Linked DNA regions of Homo sapiens: region 2 is linked to region 1. Evidence: read pairs that join two places in POLR2A ChIA-PET (ENCODE). Cell type or tissue: GM12878. All regions are shown on one strand. Links, peaks and the distances in the headings refer to the core of each region. The heading gives the core; the rest is flanking DNA. Region 1 overlaps FNBP1 (formin binding protein 1). Region 2 overlaps GPR107 (G protein-coupled receptor 107).

Region 1 (2,920 bases), core at 220-2,719:
TGGTCTTGAACTCCTGCCCTGAAGTGATTCGCCCACCTCGGCCTCCCAAAGTTCTGGGATTACAGGCGTGAGCCACTGCACCCAGCCTAGGAAATGTCTTTATAGATTTTCCAGTTTCAATTTAATTTAAGCTTGAGTCAATCAGAAAGTAAAAAACATGCACATAAAAACACTAATGAAACATCTTTATAGATTTTTCTCATTTAATTTGTTTCTAGAACCATTATCTAAAGTTGAGCCAAAAGAGCTCAAGTTGAGTATTTTTCTAAAAGTCACGTGGAAATAATAAAGATTAGACAGTTTTGATGGAAATAAATGCAGATTTTAAAATAACTTCTAGAAATTATGACATATAAGAAATCAATTCAGAGAAGAGTATTCTTGGGCCAGACACATTGGCTCACGCCTGTAATCCCAGCAATTTGGGAGGCAGAGGCGGGAGGATTGCTTGAGCTCAGAAGCTCAAGACCAGCATGGGCAACATGACAAAACCTAGTCTCTACAAAAAAATGCAAAAATTAGCTGGGCATGGTGGTGCATGCCTGTAGTCACAGCAGCTAGTGAGGCTGAGGTGGGAGGATCACCTGAGCCGGGAAGGTCAAAGCTGCAGTGAGCCAAGATGGCGCCACTGCACTCCAGCCTGGGTGACAAAGTGAGACCCTGACTGAAGAAAAAAAAAAGAAAAAGAACAATGCTCTTTGGGAGCTTTAGATAAAATTACATCTTCTCGTAGGACTCTTATGGTTTCATAATTATTTTCCTCTGATTTTAGAGTAAAAGGCGATTTGAACGCGATTGCAAAGAGGCGGACAGGGCGCAGCAGTACTTTGAGAAAATGGACGCTGACATCAATGTCACAAAAGCGGATGTTGAAAAGGTGAGGTGAAAGCTCAAGTGTGGGCCGGGCACGGTGGCTCACGCCTGTAATCCCAGCACTTTGGGAGGCTGAGGTGAGCGGATCACCTGAGGCCAGGAGTTCGAGACCAGCCTGGCCAAGATGGTGAAACCCCATCTCTACGAAAAACACAAAAATTAGCTGAGTGCAGTGGCAGGCACCTATAATCCCAACTACTAGGGAGGCTGAGGCAGGAGAATCGCTTGAGCCCAGGAGGCGTTGGCTGCAGTGAGCCAAGATCACGCCACTGCACTCCAGCCTGGGTAACAAGAGCGAAACTATCGCCAAAAAAAAAAAAAGACAAAAGAAAGCTCAAGTGTGTCTTTCATTTCCCCTGTGAGTGTTCATCACCGACCACCCATCCCCAAGTTCTCATTTCTAATGTAGCCACAAAAGGCGCTACATGGGGAATCATTTTCATTTTGTGTCAACCATTGTGGGGACCAGAAGCTCAAGTGTGGGGAATCTTCGGTGTTAGAATTTGAGACGTTTTATCTGTTGAGTCACCAGGGTGATAAAGTGGAGACTTAGACTATGAACAGTCTGGGAACAACGTTCCAGAAGGTTGTGGCTCTTAATGGCTTTTCAAAGAGAAAGTCAATTTCTTGAGAGCCGGAGGAGACAGGACAGGGCCATCTGGAAGAGCTTGGCTGCTTATAATGGTTCCTTTAGAGCAATAGTCTCACTGCTTGCCTGACTTCTAATTGATTCCTCCTGGTTGATAACAGTGAGGTTGTAGTTGAAGCCTTGCATATTTCAGTCCTCTCAAAAGCTTTTCTCTAAATGGACTTGTATTGCCAACTAGAAATATTATAAAGTGTATACTGTTTCTCATTGTGGCTCAATATGCGTTTTTTCCCTAGAAGCTGAATTTTATTTTTATTAAAGTCATCAATACAATGTAAACAAAATTAGGCTTTTACATAACAAGGACTCATTCATGATGCCCATGGTTGTTTGGGCATTCATAGCTTCATGCTGTATGTGGGTGAAAGCACTGAGTTTTTATAGATTTGTTGAGCTTTTGACAGATCAGTTAGAGTTGAGTTTAGTTGGGAAATGGTGTGAACTATTATTTGCCAAATTCTGCCAAATTCCTTGCTTAAAGACTAGGTATACGTTAATATTAGTATGCCTTTCTCTAAAATTATTAAATATATTAAAATACATATTCTTGCCAGGTGCTGTGGCACATACCCCTAGACTCAGCTACTTAGGAGACTGAAGCAAGAGGATTGCTTGAGCCCAGGAGTCCAGACTGGGCAACATAACGAGACCCCATCTCAGGAGCAGGGGAGTGTTCTCAATATCTGTATTTGATCTCAAAATGGAGATACTTACTTTACCAAAAGACATTAATTTGCTGCTAAAGTTAAATATTTAAAATGTTATTCAATTAAAATAAGTTAGATTAGCCCAAAGTTTCAAAAGATATTTTATGTTGAATGAGGCAAATCAGTGTATGTATCATTCATATATGTGTGTGTGTGTGTGTGTGTGTGTGTGCGCGCTAAAAGAAGTATATATGTATATATTTTAGAGATACCGAGATATGGTCTCTTTTTATTTTATTTTTTATGTTTATTTATTTATTTTTATTTTTTATTTTATTTTATTTTTTGAGACAGAGTCTCGCTGTATCGCCTAGGCTGGAGTGCAGTGGTGTGATCTTGGCTAACAACAACCTCTGTCTTCAGGGCTCAAGTGATCCTCCTGCCTCAGCCTCCTGAGTAGCTGGGACTACAGGAGCCCACCACACCCTGCTAATGACCCTGTCTCTAAATAAATAATTTTTTTTTTTTTTTTGGTGTGGTGTATGGGCTCATGCCTATAATCCCAGCACTTTGGGAGGCCAAGGTGAGCAGATTGTTTGAGTCCAGGAGTTCAGATCCAGCCTGGGCAACATGGTGAGACCCTTTCTCCATAAAAAATACAGAAAAATTAGTGGAGCATGGTAGCCCATGTCTGTGGTCCCAGCTACTCCGGAGGCCAAGGTGGGAGGATTGCTCGGTCCTGGGAGGCAGA
Region 2 (2,920 bases), core at 293-2,792, 130 kb before region 1:
ATGAATCCAGATGGTCCCAGAAAGAAAGAAGAAAAAGGCCATTGAGATGTATAATTTGGGGAGAGGAATTTCTCCTGCTGAGAGGTAGCTGTCAGGATTCTTCTCTGTGATCTCAATCTGAAACCAGCATGAAATTAATTTTTACTTTTCAGAAACATATCATCCCTTATTCAGCAATTTGGAATCTCAGTTGTTTCACTTAAGCTTAAGAAAGTAAGTACCAGTGGCTGGGCATGGTGGCTCACACCTGTAATCTCAGCACTTTGGGAGGCTGAGGCGGGTGGATCACGATCACCTGAGATCAGGAGTTCAACACCAGCCTGGCCAACATGGTGAAACCCCGTCTCTACTAAAAACACAAAAAAAATTAGGGCCAGGCACAGTGGCTCACGCCTGTAATCCCAGCACTTTGGGAGGCCGAGGTAGGTGGATCACAAGGTTAGGAGTTCAAGACCAGCCTGGCCAACATGGTGAAACCCTGTCTCTACGAAAAACACAAAAATTAGCCAGGTGTGGTGGCGCACCCTTGTAATCCCAGCTACTTGGGAGGCTGAGGAAGGACAATCACTTGAACCCAGGAGGCAGAGGTTGCAGTGAGCCAAGATTGCACCACTGCACTCCAACCTGAGTGACAGAGCAAGACTCCGTCTGGAAAAAAAAAAAAAAAAATTAGCCAGGCATTGTGAAAGGCGCCTGTAATCCCAGCTACTCAGGAGGCTGAGGAAGGAGAATCACTTGAACCCAGGAGATGGAGGTTGCGGTGAGGCAAGATCATGCCATTGCACTCCAGCCTGGGCAACAAGAATGAAACTCCATCTCAAAAAAAAAAAAAAAAAAAGTGAGTACCAGCAAATAACCACACAACCACTTTTTTTTTTTAATTTGAGACAGGGTCTCACCCTTTTGCCCAGGCTGGAGTGCAGTGATGCAATCTCGGTTTACTGTAACCTCTGCCTCCTGGGCTCAAGAAATCCTCCCACCTGAGTAGCCGGGACTAGAGGTGTGTACCACCACGCCTGGCTAATTTTTCACATTTTTTGTAGAGAGAGGGTTTTGCCATATTGCCCACACTGGTCTCAAACTCTTGGACTCAGGTGATCTGCCCACCTCAGCCTCCCAAAGTGCTGGGGTTACAGGCATGAGCCACCATGCCCAGCCAAAACAACCACATTCTTAACGCACAGGTTAAAGTGCAGACACATCCTAAATTGCTTTGTATTTTCCTATGAATCCTCTGCTGAAGTATCCTGCACAGTGGCAGGAATGTGTGTCTGCCCACATTCTTTTCTTAAGTATTCTTAAAATCTAATCTTATACAGAAACAAATCTCCCGTTTTATGCTGACAAAATCCACGTAGAACAATCTCCAAACAGTACTCACATCAAGGCTGAATGTAAACTTGTCACTTGGCAATTCTTTTCCAAGGCATTTATGAAAATAAAGACTGTAAAGGCCTTCTTGGTCATCAGTGCTGATGTTAAAGAAAAACTGAAAGTGAAGAAGAAAACATTTAAAGGTACCCAAATCCTCAGCGATATATATTTTTTCTTTTATTTTTTCTTTTAAAGTATTGTTTACTTTTTTGTTCAAATTCTACTCAGCTATATTTCTAAACCTTAGAAATAAGTTATGAATATTAATGGATTGAAGGAAATAAAGACAGACTGCTTAAATTATCGACTCTCCCACGGCAGAGTTTAAAGAGATATCTTCTTATTCTATGATTCCCTTCCGATATTTTGTTACAACAATTTTCAAGCATACAGAACAGCTGACAATTGTATAGTGAAAGATACATAGCCACAACCTCACTTCTACAGTGAACATTTTACTATGCCTGTTTTATCACAGATCTAGCCATTTGTGATGGCTTTGTGGAAGTCTTCAAAGATAACCTAAGATGTGGTTATCTAGTCTTCAAGCTAACGTATTATTTTGCTCTTTATAGGTATAAAATACTCTTTAAAAAGGAGGCTCATCTTATACTTGAAAACCAATCAATATTTCCTCATCAAAATTTACAACTATGGTTTTAGAGAAGAATAATAAAGGCTACATTTTCTACATTTAGACAGTTTTCTGTTTTTCATACATTTCATGAGTTTAAATGAAGTTTAATGTAAACCAAAAGACAGACAGACTTAGAGAATATGACTTCTTGGTCAAGCCTAAGAAAATTTTACTTCAGCCATAAGTTCTACCAATAAAAAGAAATCTCCCTGAAATACATTTTTAGGGCTACATATATATACCTATTAAACTACAAAGAAAAGCTAGGAAGTGACTACGGTAGCATTTTTCATGACGGGTTGCTCTAGAGTTGGGAAGGACTGCGAGGGAGACACAAGGTTTCTCAGGTGCTGGAACTGTTCTATTTCTTGTCCTGGGTGGTGGATCATAAAGGTGACTGTTCATAGTTACTTGTTAAAACTCAATATAAGTGCTTCACACTCTTCTGCATGTATACTGTACCTCACAATTTAAAAAAACGGGGAAAAATAGACATCTGACAAAAATAAAAATAAAAGACCAAGAACACATGAGCTGGAATGATTAATATGTTAAACCATGTGCCAAACTCAATGGTGAATGTGAATGTGTATTTTAATCCCCTGAGCTAGCCAGAATAAGAAAACTTTTCTAAACACATGGACAACTTCTATTTTAAAAGATTCAGGGGAAGTCTAAAAAAGATATGAAAGTTTAAAAGATATAATTTTTTTTAAAAAATCAATAGAATCATCATAGTTGATCAGAGTAGGCATCTGACCCTTAGAGAAAAAAACAAAACAAAAATGTCAACTCTAGAGTTGGAGTAAGCCCTGACAGTCCCCTTCCTGTATTTAGGTAGATAAACCACTATCCCCACGCCATGAATGAAGCAGAAGCGCTCAGAGTGGACTGCACCATCCAAGACTG

What was found. Peaks named below come from ENCODE experiments on the same cell type or tissue, not always from the same donor. Only the 100,000 strongest peaks of a DNase experiment are listed, where the experiment ranks them.
Region 2: POLR2A ChIA-PET joins it to region 1 with 10 read pairs; 6 of 35 experiments call an interaction of 5 or more read pairs at or near these places.

What each region holds. Positions count from the first base shown.
Region 1 is chr9:129,955,317-129,958,236 of GRCh38, reverse strand. It overlaps FNBP1 (formin binding protein 1), which reads left to right. Exons shown (of 17, transcript NM_015033.3): 6 at 773-877. Among named protein-coding and RNA genes, the nearest start is that of FNBP1, 86 kb to the left of the region's middle. In GM12878, for the core only: no CTCF peak of the experiment used is centred there; a DNase peak (open chromatin) is centred at 1,306; H3K27ac peaks cover 2,305 bases.
Region 2 is chr9:130,089,445-130,092,364 of GRCh38, reverse strand. It overlaps GPR107 (G protein-coupled receptor 107), which reads right to left. Exons shown (of 18, transcript NM_020960.5): 8 at 1,382-1,489; 9 at 1-117. Among named protein-coding and RNA genes, the nearest start is that of GPR107, 37 kb to the right of the region's middle. In GM12878, for the core only: no CTCF peak of the experiment used is centred there; no DNase peak of the experiment used is centred there.